2 separate regions of the Homo sapiens genome follow, and region 1 is linked to region 2. The links are chromatin loops, found by intact Hi-C in ENCODE. Cell type or tissue: dorsolateral prefrontal cortex. All regions are shown on one strand. Links, peaks and the distances in the headings refer to the core of each region. The heading gives the core; the rest is flanking DNA.

The links. Hi-C counts contacts between places; a loop is a spot of excess contacts. Peaks named below come from ENCODE experiments on the same cell type or tissue, not always from the same donor. Only the 100,000 strongest peaks of a DNase experiment are listed, where the experiment ranks them.
Region 1: it touches region 2 in a loop (8-fold over the local background); 1 of 110 quality-filtered maps calls a loop at or near these places.

Annotation. Positions count from the first base shown.
Region 1 is chr18:42,612,305-42,616,708 of GRCh38, forward strand. All of the region lies in intron 7 of LINC00907 (long intergenic non-protein coding RNA 907), which reads left to right. Among named protein-coding and RNA genes, the nearest start is that of LINC00907, 430 kb to the left of the region's middle. In dorsolateral prefrontal cortex, for the core only: a CTCF peak has its summit at 2,496; a DNase peak (open chromatin) is centred at 2,567; H3K27ac peaks cover 1,081 bases.
Region 2 is chr18:42,562,741-42,567,144 of GRCh38, forward strand. The region is part of intron 6 of LINC00907 (long intergenic non-protein coding RNA 907); the gene reads left to right. Among named protein-coding and RNA genes, the nearest start is that of LINC00907, 380 kb to the left of the region's middle. In dorsolateral prefrontal cortex, for the core only: no CTCF peak of the experiment used is centred there; no DNase peak of the experiment used is centred there.

The DNA.
Region 1 (4,404 bases), core at 94-4,093, 50 kb after region 2:
CCATGTGTATTCAGTGTTTAGCTCCCACTTACAAGTGAGAACGCGTGGTATGTGGTTTTCTGTTCCTGAGTTAACTTTCCTAGGTTAATGGCCTCCAGCTGCATCCATGTTGCTGCTCCAGACATAATTTTATTCTTTTTTATGATTGTGTAGTATTTCATGGTGTGTATGTTTCACATTTCTTCATTCATTCCACCATTGATGGGCAACTAGGTTGATTCCACATCTTTGTTATTGTGAATAGTGCCGTGATGAACGTATGAGTGCATGTGTCTTTAGTATAGAATGATTTATATTCCTCTGGGTATACACCCAGTAATGGAATTGCTGAGTTGAATGATAGTTCTGTTTTAAATTCTCTGAGAAATCTCTAAACTACTTGCCACAGTGGCTAAACTAATTTACATTCCCACTAACAATGTAGAAGCATTCCTTTTTCTCTACAATCTTGCAAATATCTGTTATTTTCTGACTTTTTAATAATAGCCATTCTGACTGGTATGAGGTGGTATCTCATTGTGATTTTGATATACATTTCTCTACTGATTAGTGATGTTGAGAATTTTTCATATGCTTCTTAGCCACATGTACGTCTTCTTTTGAGAAGTTTATGTCCATCACCTATTCTTTAAATGGGGTTGGTTATTACTTGTTGATTTGTTTAAGTTCCTTATAGATTCTGGATATTAGACCTTTGTCAGATTCATAGTTTGCAAATATTTTTATGCTCATGGATGAGAAAAATCAATATTGTTAAAATGGCCATACTGCTCAAAGCAATTTACAGATTCAATGCCATATCTGTCAAACTACAAATGTCATTTTTCACAGAGCTAGAAAAACTATTTTAAAAGTCATGTGGAACCAAAAAAAGAGCCTGAATAACTAAAGCAATCCTAAGCAAAAAGAACAATGCTGGAGACATCACACTACCCGACTTCAAACTATATGACTAGGCTACAGTAATGGAAACAGCATAGTACTGGTACAAAAAGAGGCACATAGACCAATGAAACAGAGTAGAGAGCTCAGAAAGAACGTGACACATCTACAACCATCTGATGTTTCACAAAGTCAGCAAAAGTACACTATGGGAAAAGGACGCCTTATTCAATAAATGGTGCTTGGATAACTAGCTAGTAATATGCAGAAAATTGAAACTGGACTCCTTCTTTCCCAATATACAAAAACCAACTCAAGATAAATTAAAAACTTAAATGTAAGACTTAAAACTATAAAAACCCTAGAACAAAATCTAGGACATACCATTCTGCACATAGCCCTTGGCAAAGATTTCATGACAATGTCTCCAAAAGCAATTGCAACAAAAACAAGAATTGACAAATAGGACCTAATTAAACTAAAGAGCTCCTGCACACAAAAGAAACTATCAACAAAGTAAACAGACAGTCTACTGAATGGGCAAAAATATTTGGTTTTAGAAAGGATGAAACCAAATTGTTACTCTCAGGTGACTGATTATATACATAGAGAACACCAAATAATTTGGATATAAGACACCTCATTCTCTCAAAAAACAACATTTTTATATGTCAGAAAACAAAAGAATGTAGGGGAAATATTACTCTTAGCATAGAGAAAATAGCAATAAAAAATTGCAAGTGACAAGGAGAGCATAGTGCTTATGGTCATTATTGTAAAGGTATGAGTTCCCACCTGGAATATGATAGCAAGATAAGGGGACGGGCCTCAGCAGGCAGTGCAAACTGATCTCACTGCAGCTTAATACATAATGAGTGTCTTCACACCTCATTGATCTCATCTGAGGTCTGGTTGAAACAGTAAATTGTTCATTTTCATTGCTGACTAGAATTCCACTGGATGAATATGCATTGATGGAAGAATGGACAATAGGCTGTTTTGTTTTTGTGTTAACTCGGTTAATAGTTAGGATTGTGAGGACACAGGTAGGTGTATAATGCCCAAAATTTGAATCTGTCTCATCTCCTCTATTGCACAGAATACATAGCCTAGGTTGAATGATTTGTTTCTGGGTCTCCGTGGCTGCATCTCTTCAACTGAAGTCATGAAATCATGAATCACAGATTCTGAAATGTTGTTTAGAGACTTAGTTAATCAATTGGGGTAATACTTCAATCCATTTGTGTATCAACATACCTAGAAATTCCTACTTATCTACCTTAAAGACTATACATTTGAACTTATATTTGAACTAGTTAAAAGCATGAGTTCAGGTAAAAAGTCACATAATTACCAGTCTGGTTTTGCTCTAAGGCAAAATTTTGTTTCCCTGCCTTTGAAAAATTGCAGTGCCAGGGAAGTGCTAAGTTGTATTATTATGTCAGAAACATATTTGGGACTGGTGTATAAATTGTGATAATCCCAGAGTCTTTCAAGGAACTGAAGGGAATGAATAGATCTATTTTTTAATTGGTTTGGACAGCTGTCTACACAGCTGCATCCTGGCTATTTATCTTTGCCCAGTCACATGGTCCAGGACATCTGTCTGTGCTACTTTCCACCCATGAGAAAACTAATGAGGTCATCAGATACGCACTTTAGCCAGAGCTGGAAAGGATCAGCTAACACTGGGATGACTGCTGGCCTGGCTTTTCATGACATGGTAGGCACATGTTTTGTAAAATATCTCATTATTTTTAGAGTGGCAATTCCAGAACCTGTGACACAGGACACATCTTTTGTTTGGGGTGAGCACAACATTTGTTTCTCAGTTAATCTCAGATGCTGGCTAATGCCATGTGAAAAGCTAAATGTTGACAATAAAGCTACAGGCTCTCCCTCTACTCCTGTTACCTCTACTACTGGCCTTTCTCCCTAAGCCTTTCCTGTCCAAATCCTGTTCATTTTTAAATAACCAGTCAAAATGTAATCTCCATTGTTAAGCCTTATTCTCTCTCGAAGTTCACATTCTCTTCCTGCAGAGTTTCCATTGAGCTTTGTTTTTATCTTGATTGGTATTTGTGTTCTCCATGTCTACTTTTCTTATAAAAACAACTGAGATAATGCCATATTTATCTTTGTGTTTGGTATGTTACAGTACTGATGAGTAACAAGGTCTTGATCTTTGTTGAATTATTTTATATTTCTAGATGAGTTATGGGGAATCCACTAAAATTATTAAGGAGGTCTTTTTGTGAATATCCTGAATAAAAAGATAATTAGTGTTAGAGTATCCTTGGGCAGAAGTACACTAAATATTACTGTCTACAAAATAATTGTATAATTATTGTAAACCTAACAAGTGAATATAATCCTACTTTATTAACAACAGGGATAAATTGCAGACTTAGACCAGGAAATAGGCTGAAAAGGCAAAACTCCAAAGAATATTAATGCAGAATTACATATTCCTGGAGACAAGTTGCAATCCAAGCAGTGTTGCAAGGGCAAGATGTTATTGAAAGGTTTCCTGTAGGTGTGTTTCTCTATTCATTTGTGAGTTTATTTGGAAAAAAACTATTCTAATGGATCTTTTGGATCTGCACTGGTTCTCTGGAATGGAGTTGGTCTAGAAAATGAGAGACTAATATGCGTTTCATAATTCTATAAAAAGCTGTCATCACTGTAGCAGGGTGACAGGTCAGTGGACTCAGCTGTAGCATAACCTTGGAGTGGGCTAAAGAAAGTATAGTGAAGTAAGGGAGATTTACCACCTTACTGGAACTAAAAGAGGTTTGAGGACCTATATTCAGAGTGGAGGAAGAGATGGTCAAACATACTTCCATCTATCAAGGATAAATTACTCCCCCATCCCAACCTCTCATACATGCATAAAATATCAAATTATGTGGTGTTGAGCAGGAAGATAAGCAAGGAAAAGTCCAGGAGGAAACCTTTGGTAGGGAAAACCATGGCGAATAGACTTGGGAACTATATACACAGATGCCCAATTGGTTTCTTTTTCTTGCATTGTATTTCCCTTATTCCACCCTCAAAGCTTTAGAAAGTATTGCTAAAATTTCAGTCTTATGTTTGCTGTTTTGGGTAAAATAAAAAGTGGAGTATGTGGTTAAGTTTTCAGTCTGTTGTTTCCTGATCTGAGTAGATTAAAGGGAGGAGCTTAGAGTGAGGGGACAGGGGAGAGTCACAGCAATGTGGAGAAGGAAGGCAAGAGTGAGCCAACAAGGGAGGCCAAGCAGAGACACCAGAGACAGATAACCACACAAAAACTCTGTTATTTAGTAGGAGTTCTATCCTGCGGTAACTGGACATACAGTGGCGGGCAATGATAGTGACTGGATGTTAAAGGTAGAATAATCTGAAGGCTGGAGATGAACTCTGGGAACACTGAGTTCATTCACTTCTTTTCTCTTAAATAGCCAGGTCATAAGTAGGAAACATAAGACTAGCCAAGAAGGAACTAATATAACAGTATGAATTGTTGACTTCAAGAGGGCAGGT
Region 2 (4,404 bases), core at 90-4,089:
TGTTGTTTAACACAGATTGATTCCATATCTTGGTTATTTTAAATAACATTTCAATGAACATAGGAATGCATATATATTTTTGAGATACTGATTGTATTTCCTTTAGATATATATCCAGAAGTGGAATTGTTGGATCATATGAGATGTCTATTTTAAATCTTTTTGTGAACCTCCATACCGTTTTCCAAAATGACTGTATCAATTTACATCTCCACCAACAGCATACAAGGGTTTCCTTTTTTAACACATCCTTGTCAACACTTACCTTCTGTATTTTTGATGATAGTCATTTTAATGACTGGAAGGTAACATTGTGGTTTTGATTTACATTTCCATGATGACTAGTAATGTCAACTTCTAAAAAATATGCCTGGTAGCTATTTGTACGTCTTCTTTTGAGAAATGTCTATGCAGGTTCCTTTGTTTATTTTTAAACTGGGTTATTGTCATTATTTTTTTGCTATTGAGTTGAGTTTTTACATATTTTTGGATATTACCTCCTCATCAGATGTATAAATAGTCAATATTTTTTCACATTTTGCAGGTTTTTTCCCATTTTGCAGGAAACAACTCTGCTGGTTGTTTCCTTTGCTGTACAGAAAGAAGCTTTTAAATTTGGTACAATCTCATTTGTCTATTTTTGCTTTTGCTGCCTGTACTTTGGGGGCCATATCAAAAAAATTGTTGCCCAGAGCAATCTCAAGAAACTTTTTTCACTTTGTTTTCTTCTAAAAGGCAGCGATTTTTAATGAAATTCCTTATATTCTTCTCAGGGAGAAAAATGAGACTCTAAAGCGCAGTTTCTCAGTGTGTGGCCCACAGGTCCCATACATCAGTTCTATATGACTATTGAAAATTCAGATTCCTGAATACTACTCCCATAAACTGAACTAGAATTTCTGTGGAGTACATGGTGAAGGGGAGTGGGAATGAAGCCTGGGAAACTGTATTATTCATTAAAAATCCATGTAGTTAGACTTTTGATCCAGTGCTTTGAGAGAATGAATTTTAACAAAAACTCAAGCAATTAAAATGACCAAATAAAACTAAGCTACTTGAGACCAATGAGAGAAAATTGGAGGCTCCCTCCTTAGCTGAAGTGGAAAAGAAGAGATCAGGAGACAGAGCAGGAAGAAGGGGGCAAATGTATCTTGCAAAATGGCAAGAGGCTTTGGCCTCTCTGGAGACACATAATCAGCCAGGAACCTCTGACGGGGGGACTGGCAGAACATTTAAGCACAGGAGCATTTTCTCAGCAAGTTCAAGGTGGTTGTGTTGCTGAAATAGTGAATATTCCCCACCTAGTATTTTCTACCTCCATTTATTCAATAACAGTCATCACAGTTTTAGATGCTTTCATTATGTTTTTTTTTAAATTGTTTTTGGTTTCGATAGTGTATGTGTTTGTGAGCAAGACCTGGCTTGGTGATTCACAGGTGGGTCAGTGCTGTGGGGAACAGAGAAAGCAGGCTTGGAAGGATACACTCGAAGGCAAAAGACATCCTGAGACTCTGAACCTCGACAGAACTAGCAGAAGTCTAAAGGACAGCTTTGCATGTCCACACAGGGTGTATTAGTGTTTGTTTATAGTCAATATCATCTCAAGGACTTGGGAGGTCTGGAGGGCAACTAGGTCACATAATTAAACCATTGCCAGTAGCCATCTTCTGTTTGGTTTGTGTGGTGCCAGCCAAGGCCTCCAGACACAGTCAGTGGATACTGTTAACTGCTACTTCTTCTACAGATGGTGATATGGTTTGGCTCTGTGTCACCACCAAATCTCCTCTTGAATTGTAATCCTCACATGTTGAGGGAGAGACCCGCTGGGAGGTGATTGGATCATGGGGTCAGTTTCCCCCATACTGTTCTCATGATAGTGAGGGAGTTCTCATGAGATCTGATGGCTTAAAAGGGGCAATTTCCCCTGCACTCTCTCTCTCTCTCCTTCTGCCATGTAAGATTTGCCTTGCTTCCCCTTCCCCTTCTGCCATGACTGTAAGTTTCCTGAGGCCTTCCCAGTCATGCAGAACTGTGAGTCAAACCTCTTTTGCTTATAAATCACCCAGTCTCAGGTATTCTTCACAGCAGTGAGAAAACAGTCTAATACAGATGGTGTCTCTTGAATAACCTCCGGCAGCTGAGAGGCAACATGTTTGCAGCCCTGAAGATAAATGTGCCATTGTTCCTTTCCTGCATCCCAGTCATAATGCAGTATTGGCTAGTCCTAAATGTGCCATTGTTCCTTTCCTGCATCCCAGTCACAGTGCATTATTGGCTAGTCCTCTAATCTGACAGTCCCTCCACCCAGCTTTTGAATCAACAACCTCAGCAAAACACAGAGTGGCTCTCTCAGGGATGAGTTTTTTTTAAGCAGTCCAGACATCTTAACTTCCTTCTTTCTGATTCACTAGAGGTGAAAGAGTACAGTACAAAGAGCAAGAAAGGTGAACAACTTTTTTATGCAAGCAGAGAGCAAAGTCACAGGACTGTTGATATTCTTAAAAAATCATGCTAGCATACGGATACTGCAAGAAGGTCTTGCGCCTTATTTACAACAAACATTGGAAGAAATTATTTCTATGTAGGATGTAAATAAGCATGCTATATATTTGGTAATTTGTACAGATAACTTTGTAAAGGGAACTGATTCTTGAGATTAGGCTAGTCCAATCTCCGTTAATGTTAAGAGAAACTGAGCTCCAAAGAAATTAATGACTTTTCTGGACTCATAGATTTGATTGTTGTACAGATGATCAATAAAAAAGAAGCTCAAGTTATTTTTTTTCTCTGTTACAAATCAACTTGCAATGAGTCAACAATAAGCCTAGAGTTAAAACAATATGAACAAAGAAGTCAAGACAGTGAAAACATTTTCTTGATGTAAATACACTTAAATTTATGGCAACTCTATAATGAAAAGATGTTTCAAGCAATTGCCTACATAATTCCAGCCACATAACAAAGGCCTCATTCTTTTGCATTTTAAAATCCTGATTTAATAGATTGTTTCCAATTTGTTTTGCTTGAGCTATATCTACACCATATTTAAAATCTGTTCTATTTTCTTAGCCATTGCCTTAGAAGAGTCTCTAATTTTCTTTTTTTCCCAACCATAGAAATTGCTTCCAGACTGGTCTGCTTGCTCAATCTGTGCTGTAGATTGTTGCCATCTTCTAAATCATTGCCTGATCATGATCTTGCCCTGTTCAAAGCCCTTGATAATTTTATTTTACTGAAATATTCGTATAAAAGAACTATTAAGATTAGTCCAAACTGCTCACAATTTCAGTTTGCTGTCACAGAATCTTTTTTATTTTCTTTTTTTTTTCTGTGACTCTTTACCCTCCATTCCTTTCCAAACTTCTCTCCCAATATTTCATGCATTCTATGCTCCAGGCACAAGAAACTAGGCATCATCCTTGAATATATCAAGAGCTATTCCTTCCGTCTGTGAGACCCTTCTTCTCTTTCTCTGAATGTCTAAATCATTTCCATCCATGATCGCCAAGGTTATATGTAACTTTTCTATTACTTTGAATCCCTTCTGCTTAAATTATTTGTCCTGCATGAGTTTGCACTGCATATTTTGTTTTTCTTTTTGTGGGTGTGGAATGAAACTTACTTACAGGAATCTGATATAAAGTTAGTGTAGGGCATTTTTGTTAAGTGAAATTGCTTTCTTAGAAAAAAAAAATAATTCTCAGACTCCAAATTTGACAAAGGAACATACGTATTCTGTAAGGAACTGGTGTGTTAATGTTAAAAGAATACTTTTACTTCTAGAACCCCAGAATTCTGATGCTGGGGTTTAAGCACTGACTTTAACACCTATCAGCTTTGTGAAAATAGTCAAGTTCTTTGTAATTTTTGCCTCTGTTTTCTCATCTAAAAAATACTAATTTCATCAGGTTTCTAGAAATATTAAATGTGTTGTAACATGTAACTCATTTATAATAGTATCTAACAATAAGTGCCCCAAAATATTATCTATTCTTATAATAATGGAGAGTAAGCCAAACACATGAACAAAGGTTTTGTTCTAATAGCGACCTATTTCTTGTTTCTTTCAAATATGTTTTAACCTTTAAAAATATTTTTATTCATGAGCTGAAATTAGTAATCTTGTCTTTTATCTCCTTAAGCATAGAATAAATATTATTCTAAAATCTGTACTTAAAAATTCCAATTAACTAGAGTCTTGTAGGTCTAATTCTAATTTATGTTGTTTTTATTGGGTCTCATAGATGTGGTCTTGTGTTCTAACAAAAATCTAACTTGATTTTTGTTCATTGTTTGTTTCAGACAATGCCATTTACAGTATCACCAGAAATAATATAATAGCTAGAAATAAATTTGAGCAAGGAGAGAAAAGGCTTATACAATGAACATTATAAAACATTGCTG